Regions from separate parts of the Homo sapiens genome. Here regions 1 and 3 are each linked to region 2. The links are chromatin contacts, found by Hi-C or POLR2A ChIA-PET in ENCODE. All regions are on one chromosome and are shown on one strand. The core of a region is the stretch at or near the end of the contact, and the rest is flanking DNA. Distances in the headings are between cores, read along the strand shown. Region 1 holds the start of TMEM131L (transmembrane 131 like). Region 2 holds the start of RPS3A (ribosomal protein S3A). Region 3 has its middle 33 kb from the start of TLR2.

Region 1 (2,700 bases), core at 56-2,555, 2.4 Mb after region 2:
ATGCAGACAGTGTGTGAGACTGTGTTCACAGTACTGTATTACGTCTTTAGGAAAGAGGATCTAGATTTCATTTTGTCCTTCTCAGGATTGTGTCTGCTATGCAAGCACTGGTTTTCTATAGTCTGGCTTGTAAGGCACAAGGAGCAATTAAACAGAGGATTAAGGTAAACAGGTGTGTCCCATCACTTCCCCTCTTCATACTATATTGTTCATATTCTCTGAATTTCATACAAGCTACAGTGGAAGCAGTAAGTTAACTTTAAAAAATCATAAGATTGCCCATACTTCTAGGTTATGCAAATTGATTTCTGAATAAGCCCTTGTTTGCGACATCGCTGGTAAAGGCAGGATGTTAACTTAAAGAGATGCCAGATTTTGGACTTGTTAGTTATAGGCATCAAAACCTGGAACTAGGAAATGTATTTCCACGTATTACTTCCATTATCCTACTAATGTTAGAAACAGGCAACTAACCACATCCTCGACCCCAACCATATTTCAGGAGAGGCTGGCTGAATTTTGCAATATGATTCCAAAAGGGAGTATTTGCAGGGTCTTTGAAGCTATAAATCCCCTAGGAAGAGTCTTCCCCACCTGTCAGGACCTGGACAGTGTCCACAGAGGGTGCCGGGCGCACTACCGCCACGCGGCGCTGAGGTCTGCCTCTCGGGTTTTGGGAGAGCTCTTTTTATTCTAAATTACAGACTTTGCAGCCACCGGATATCCTCGCTGCATAACTGGCAGTGGCCATGTGGCTGCACTCGCGTTTCCTGACAACCACTGCATTATTTCCACTAATATCCTGTGTCCAAGGCCTCTCGCTTGGCGACTCCTCGTTCCCACCTCCACCGCCACCTCTTCCCTCGAGGGTAATCTCTCGACCGTGGCCCAAGCGCCTCGACAAAGCGGCAACCACCCAAAAGTTCATGAAAATGCACTTGGCAAAAGTGGGCCGCTAGTCCCCGCGGACAGCTCTAAGCGACCCCGTCCCAGCCGAGGAAAGCGCCCGGGCCCCGCAGAGTGCGCGCTGCGGGGCGGGCCCGCGGCCATGTGCTCCGCGCCGGGGCGGGGCACCCGCGGGTTCGCATTGTCCACTTTCCCCCGCACCCCGCCGCGTTCCGTCCCTCCCTATCTGCGGCGCACACGCGCTCAGAGCAAGCGGCGCGCCCGGGTCTGGAGCTGCAGCAGCTGCGGCAGCGGCGGGGGTGGTGCGGCGCGGGGCGGGGCGGGGCGGGGCGGGGCGGGGCGGGGCGGCACGGGGGCGGGCCCGGGGCGAGGCAGCTGGGGCGCCAGCGAGCTAGCGGCGAGCGCGGCGAGCAACGGAGAGGAGCGCGAGCAGCAGCATGGCGGGGCTCCGACGCCCGCAGCCCGGCTGCTACTGCCGCACCGCGGCGGCCGTGAACCTCCTGCTGGGCGTCTTCCAGGTCCTGCTGCCCTGCTGTCGCCCGGGAGGGGCTCAGGGACAAGGTCAGCCTTGCGCCGCTGGGCTCGCTCTGCCTCTCCACCCCGCCCCCGCTCTTTCTTTTAGGGAACTGCTGAAATCTATAAGAGGGCGAGGGGAGGAAAGGGAAAGGGGCAGGAGGAGGAAGGAAAGCTGTTGCGATTCTCCGCTGATAACATTTTCTGACCACAGCGTCCCGTCCCGCGCCTCTCTGCCCCGTACAGCTGGAGAGCGGGGCAGTCGCGGGGCTTGGGGACCGCTAGCCGCTCGCGCCCTGGAGCCTTTGTGCGCGGGCCCCTGCGCCCCGGGCGCAGCCCCCGCTTTGTGTGGCGCGCGCGGGTGCCCCGCAGCGGCCCGGCTTCCTGCAGCTTTGTTCCCCCGAGCCTGGCCGCCCAGGGTCCACACTCCAGATGCTCGGGCTGCGGAGCCCGGAGTGCCTCGTGGGGTGTCTTCACTCCCACTTCGTCCCCCCACCCCCAGCACGAGCACCCCGAGCCTGCCTGCACGCTGTCGCCTTCGCGTCCGAGGGGCCGCCGGCTCACACCCCACCCATTGTATTTTTATCCTTGGCTCGCCCCTGGGATGGCCTCTGTTCCCAGGAGGAAAAAGAGACGTGTTTTGGTGAGGCGGGGGGCACGGAGGGACGGTAGGGGAAACAGGAAGCGTTTCTTTAGCGTGCATTAAAAACGTGGTGTATTTTTTGGTGTTCCTGCAGCGATTGAGCCGTTGCCGAACGTGGTGGAGCTGTGGCAGGCAGAAGAAGGGGAACTCCTGCTGCCCACTCAGGTGAGGACGACCAGGTGACAGGGCGGCTGTGGGTGTACGAGGGAGGAGAGGCGGGGAGGCCCCCGGTCCTCCCCACCCCCTGTCCAAGCGGCACAGGCGTTCGGGCCACTTTGCAAGGCAAATAAACGTTAGGGGCCGAGCCTGAACACCTGGCAACGGTGGCCTTCCCGGCTCCTCCCACGCCATGTGACAGGGCCTGAGGCAGGCCGGCCCCAAGTTCAGAAGGTGGGAACCCAGGCCACCTCAGCAGGGAAGCGGCCAGCGGTCTGTTCGGCCGTGGGTGTCCTGGGTGCACACTGTTCCCTAAGTGAGCTGGTGCTGTGTGGATGGCAAGTGGCTAAGAGGTTGAGGACAACAGGAGTATTGATTTCATAAATGTTAGAGTGGTATTTGCCATTAGCGTTAAGTAGCTTTGGGATGGAGATGTGACTCTCAAGGATTGTCATCTTGGATTTTCTCCAAGTGCCCTTAAT
Region 2 (2,966 bases), core at 289-2,788:
TTAAGTACATTCATACTATTATGAAACTAAGACTTTGAATTTATCCTCCAGGCAACTGAGATTTATGGAATTACTGAAAGATTTCAGGACCCTACTAGAGGTTTAGGAAGGTTGTCTTGGGGGGTGGGTGTAGTGGGAGGTAGGGGATGGAGGCTAGCAGGACTGGAAGGGATTGTAAGTTTAAAAGCTTGCAGGGGGCCTTGTAAGTAAGGGTTGGTTTTGGCTTGGTCACAGGGTTTTCTGCCAGAGGGGAAGTTAGAGAAGGGAACTCAACACACCACTGGCTGAGTACCAAGCCTGTATGGGCCAGATGCTTTCCGAGGGCTGCACACTTGAGCTAGCCAGCCACACCTTGCCAGGATGTGCTCTGTTAACCCCTACAGTTAAAAAAAATGGGGGAGGCGGGTTTGGATTAGTTGCAAAAATGGAAACATTTGGAGATCTCACTTTTTTTTTTTTGACGCAGTTTCACTCTTGTTGGCCAGGCAATGGCGCGATCTCGGCTCACTGCAACTTCCGCCTCCTGAGCTCAGATTCTCGTGCCTCAGCCTCCCGAGTAGCTGGGATTACAGGCACCCACCCGGCTAATTTTTTGTATGTTTAGTAGAGACGGGGTTTCACTATGTTGGCCAGGCTGGTCTCGAACTCCTGAGCTCAGGCGATCCGCCCGCCTCAGCCTCCCAAAGTGCTGGGATTACAGGCGTGAGCCACCGCGCCCGGCCAACGCCCTGCTAATTTTATCATTTTCTTGTAAAGACGGGGTCTGGCTGTGTGGCCCAGGCTAGTCTCCAATTCCTGGCTTCAGTTGATTCCCCTGCCTCAGCCTCTTAAAGTGCTGGGATTACAGGTGTGAGCCAACGAGTTCGGTCTCACTCTATTTTAAAAAAACCTTTTAATCAATATATAACAGACATATAGAAAAGGACACAAATAAGCGTAGAGCTTAGTGAATGTTCACAAAGCAACAACACCTGAGATGAACCAGCATCCACATCAACAAGCAGAACGTCGCTAGCATCTCTGGAGTGATGCTCATTTAGCCCTATGAAACCTCATGAAGCCGACCGTTTTATCACCCCCATATTACGCATGAGGAAACAAGCGTGGAGAGGTCGGTCTCAAGCAAAGCCCTGTTGAAACCGGCATTTGAATCAGATCCGCTGACTGACTCCAAAGCCAATGCTCTCAAAAAGCAGGTTTGGGGGTTAGACGGTGAGTTCAGCTTTGAACGATGTTGAGTGGGCGTCTCGTTTTACAGAAACTTACTTCCCGACGTCACAGCCACAGAAACCACAGGTAACCAGACGCCTGCACGTCAGGCCACCGACGCCTTGGTCTACACAGCGCAGCCTCCAGTGAGCCCGCGGCATGCCGCGCGGCCTCCCCACACACGATGGCGATGTCGCAACCACAGTAGAAAGAGTGGCGCTCTCTACTGTCCCGGAATTCTTGAGGCCGGAAGAATAACAGGGCAAAGGTCACGTAGACGGCGCGCCCCGCCCCCGTACGCCTAAGTTCTCGCGCGACTCCCACTTCCGCCCTTTTGGCTCTCTGACCAGCACCATGGCGGTTGGCAAGAACAAGCGCCTTACGAAAGGCGGCAAAAAGGGAGCCAAGAAGAAAGTGTAAGTCGCGACTGTCGTGGCGTCTTGCTTTTTGGGGGTCTGCTGGAATCGGCGGGCTGGTCCTAGATCGCGGCGTAGGCCGGATGGCGAGGATTCCAGTCGGATTGTGCGGGCCGTGGCGGGTTGGTGCACCCAGGAACGCGGCCTGGAGGGTCGGTGTTGAGTAGCGGCAGGTCGGCTGCCTTTCCCAGGCCTTCTGGTCCTTGCGCGCGTCGCGTTTGAGCCGGCTTGCCGGCGCGACTCGGCTGGAATGTTAGTTTTGTGGGCTCACGAGCTGCCTCAATTCTGCGAGTGTTTGATGGCACTGCGACAGCAGGAGTTGAGGAAAGCACCCTTCTATCCATTCAGGACCCGTCAATCTCGCCTTTGCTTGGTCCCGCTGGAATCTGCGAGCTCCTGCTAAGCTTTGGGGCCATGCAGTCTCTTAGTTACCAGTACATGCCATTACGTGCCAGCAAAGTTAATGAGATTGCATGTTACTCGTGCCTGTGTAGTGGAAGGACCGATGCATGTTATTCTAAGTGCCTGTGTAGTGGATGGACCGATGAGGGTGGGAAGTGGACATAACCTTTCAAAGTCTGATGCATGCAGTGAAACGTACAGTGGGAAGAGCTAGATTTATGTTTGTTCCCCTCACCTCACTGTGAGATATACTTTGGTATCAAATTGCCGGTTAGCTTTTTAAAATATTAATGGGAAATACCATTAACAGTGAAAAATACAGTAAGAATTGATCTGCAATGGAACTTAAGCATCTTCTTAAAATCCAGGGTTGATCCATTTTCTAAGAAAGATTGGTATGATGTGAAAGCACCTGCTATGTTCAATATAAGAAATATTGGAAAGACGCTCGTCACCAGGACCCAAGGAACCAGTAAGTAGCTTATTCTTGGTTTGTATTTTCCTTAAGTTGGCGCTTGTATATTGTAGCAGGCATCTTGGTCTGTTGTTGGTCCTGTGGTGGGAGACTTTAAGGAAATGTCAGCTCTTGGTTGCAGCCTTGGCACCTGTGGTGATCATTTTTAGTACAGCACTTGGAGAGAAGCAAGATGGTGCTTTTTGAATTAAGAAAATGTGCCATGGGTAGTTCTGAGCTTCAAATAAGTACTGTTGATAAGTCACTGGTGTCTGGATAGATTTGATAACAAAGGTTAAGGTCTTTATAATTTACCATTAACTTAATTTCTACCCTCAGTTTACAGGCTTGACTTTGCTTATATGGTTCCTAAATGTTAAGATACTTGTTTTTTTCTTTTGTAGAAATTGCATCTGATGGTCTCAAGGGTCGTGTGTTTGAAGTGAGTCTTGCTGATTTGCAGAATGATGAAGTTGCATTTAGAA
Region 3 (2,700 bases), core at 172-2,671, 2.6 Mb after region 2:
AGAAAAGAAGTTTATTTAGCTCATGGTTCTGGAGGCTAGGAAGTCCAAGAGCATGGCACCACCGGCATCTAGTGTGGGTCGTCCCATGGCAGAAGCGGGGAAGGACAGAAGGTGGAAGCAAGTGCACAAGACAGAGAGAAAATTGGGTAAAATTCATCCTTTTTATAAGGCGCCCACTCCTGTGATAACTAACCCACTTTATGATAATGACATTAATTCATTAATCCATATAATCACCTCTTAAAGTTCCCACCTCTCAACACTGTTACAATGGGGATTAAGTTTTCAACACAAATTTTTGGGAGGACACATTCAAACCATAGCAATGGTTAAAATTAAGCTCAGATACTCTCTTTTTTCCCTACCCTTCTCATATTTAATTGTCTCAAAATCACTCATTCATTCAATAAATATTTTTTTCATCTGTCCTTACATGGCCTGTGTGCAGCCTGTGCCCTCATGATTTTCTCATTCAGTGAAATTGAGCACCTACTATGTGCCAGACTTTGTTTTTGGCTCTGGGCATACCAAAGTGAACCAAATGGGGAAGGTACCTTCTATCATGGTGCTAGTATTCTAGAGGGGGAATAAATAATACATCAATATATTAGCTATCCATTATTGCGTAGCAAATTACCCCAAAACTTAGTGACTTACAATAATGACATTTACTATTTTACTGTGTTTGTGGGTTAGGAGTTGGGGCATGCTTTAGCAGGTCCTCTGCTTCAGGGTCTCTCACAGGCCGCACTCATCTCAAGGCTCAACTAGGGGAGAATTGGCTTTCAAAGTCATTCATGTGGTTGTTGGCAGGATTCCATTTCTTGCTGTGTTGGCTACAGGCTACTGCCAATCCTGGCCACATGCACCTCTCTGTTAGGGCAGCTCACAATAGGGCAGCTTGCTTCATCAGAGTAAGCAAGCAAGCAAGAGCCAGAGAGAGAGAGAGAACGAGAGGGAGAGTGCCGGTAAAACAAGAGTCATGGTCCTTTATGACCAATCTTGAAGTGACATCCCATCACTATACCATATCCTATTTGTTAGGAACAAGTCCCTAGGTGGCCCATTGAAGGGGAGGGTGTTACACAGGGTTTGAATACCAGGAAATGGGGATCATTGTGAGCCGTTTTAGAAGGCTGCCTCCCACAGTCAAGAAACAAGACAATTCCAGATCATACTCAGTGCTAGAGAGAAAATAGGACAGGGATAAGACGAAGAGCATCTGGGAGTGTTGGGGAGGTAGTCTTCATTGAGTGTTTAGAGAGGACCTCACTGAGGAGATAACAGTGAAGCAGAGAACTAAAGGGCAAGAAAGGGCCCACCCGGAAAGATTCAAGCCTTCCAGACAGAGGAAACAGAAAAGGCAAAGTGGCAGAATGAGCTCTGCCTGTTTGAGGAAGAGGGTGGAGCCCAGTGACATGGAGTGAATGAGCACGAAGGAAGTGGGCGCCTGCTGAGATGAGGCCCGGGTAATGAGTACATGAAGTGAATAGTGTCTGTGTTTTGAAATACTGAGTAACTTCCCTATGTCACAGCTTGTAAGTGACACAGCACACACAAGGATTTGAACCCGAGTCCATCTGATGCTAAAATCCATGTTTTTGCCACACTAGTGCCTTGCAGAATTTACTAGAAGGGGATGCTGCTGGGTGGTGGTCAGCCACTCCAGGTGCTCATGATGTAAGTAAGACTTTCAGGGCTAAAACCAGGATAGTCCTGAGGAAATTGGGATAGCTGGTCACCCACAAGACACGACAGGAACACTGAGTTCTCTGATGTGATATGAAACCCAGGATGAGCCGGCAGCCCTGAGTCAGCCTGATGAGAAGTCGGCTGTGCCTTTTGTTACCAAGAAAACAAAACTGTAGCATAACCCCACCTTGTTGTTAAAACAAAATGTTTACATTCTTCTGTTCTGCTTCGCTCAAGTCATTCCTGTGGGACAAGCCGACCTAACATACAGGTGTAGTCAGGGGCTAGGAGAGACCTAGGCAGGCCCTTGTCCATTCTCAGTCACTGAAGTGAGACCTAGGGACTCAGGAAGGACTCAGAGTTCCCTTAGTCATCATTCCCTCTGGGCATCCTGCTTTTGGCATAATTACTGATACGAGCACCTCGTGTCCCCTCCTGAATTATACCTACCCCCCCGCCTCCCCGCCCCCTGCAATTGCTTAGCACAGTATCTGGCCCATGGAAGTGACTTCATGGAAATTCAGCGGATGAATGACTGGACAATGAACAACGCACAGCAATGTGTGGTGTGACAGAAAAGGCTGCACCAGCAAAAATTGGAAGCTGATCTTTGGGTATTTCCTTGCCTTGGTCACTTTGCAATTTCCTGGGTGCTTGAAACAGGAAGTCAGTGACTCTAAGCCCCTGTGGGATCTGGCACCTCACATCAAGGTATCTGGAAAGTCCTTATTCTTCACTTCTCCATGCGATCCTACCCTACAGACCAGCCCTCCTTTTGGAATCTCTCCTGCTACACATTCTGTGACCCTGGGACTCTCTCTTATTTTATTTATTTATTTTTATATGCCCGTGTTTCCAAAGGAATAATAGGGCAGTTAAATATAGCTATGACTGTGCCTTTCCAGAGCCCAGAAAAGTCTGGAAAACTGGGAATATCCAAAGCTCAGGATGATATTGCGCACACAAAAAGTACTAGGCAGAGTAGTGTTTAGATAGAAACAGAGTAAT

Evidence for each region. Hi-C counts contacts between places; a loop is a spot of excess contacts on that map. ChIA-PET counts read pairs that join two places held with the same protein, here RNA polymerase II (POLR2A). Pooled maps may share reads with other maps.
Region 1: a loop to region 2 is called in a map of CD4-positive, alpha-beta T cell, with 12 times the contacts of the local background. The contact joins the promoter of TMEM131L here to the promoter of RPS3A in region 2. A Hi-C loop is called at or near these places in 1 of 168 maps with a recorded cell type or tissue (CD4-positive, alpha-beta T cell), 1 of 37 single-sample maps with no recorded cell type and 10 of 50 pooled maps. POLR2A ChIA-PET finds 5 or more read pairs at or near these places in 1 of 52 experiments (naive thymus-derived CD8-positive, alpha-beta T cell).
Region 3: a loop to region 2 is called in a pooled map, with 11 times the contacts of the local background. The contact joins the enhancer-like site here to the promoter of RPS3A in region 2. A Hi-C loop is called at or near these places in 3 of 50 pooled maps.

Annotation. Positions count from the first base shown.
Region 1 is chr4:153,465,055-153,467,754 of GRCh38, forward strand. TMEM131L (transmembrane 131 like) reads left to right here and starts at 1,306. Exons shown (of 35, transcript NM_001131007.2): 1 at 1,306-1,467; 2 at 2,157-2,227. The coding sequence starts at 1,344. RefSeq lists enhancers at 767-946, 2,317-2,700, 2,477-2,566 and silencers at 987-1,136, 1,177-1,276, 1,647-2,006.
Region 2 is chr4:151,098,090-151,101,055 of GRCh38, forward strand. It overlaps RPS3A (ribosomal protein S3A), which reads left to right and starts at 1,539. Exons shown (of 6, transcript NM_001006.5): 1 at 1,539-1,625; 2 at 2,396-2,499; 3 at 2,886-2,966. The coding sequence starts at 1,564. RefSeq lists enhancers at 449-518, 796-1,995, 1,294-1,878, 1,299-1,858, 1,879-2,462.
Region 3 is chr4:153,650,355-153,653,054 of GRCh38, forward strand. It overlaps the pseudogene LOC100419170. Among named protein-coding and RNA genes, the nearest start is that of TLR2, 33 kb to the right of the region's middle. Within about 2 kb of position 1,422, at least 18 of the 41 ENCODE cell types and tissues checked have a DNase peak (open chromatin) inside an H3K27ac peak, as active enhancers do.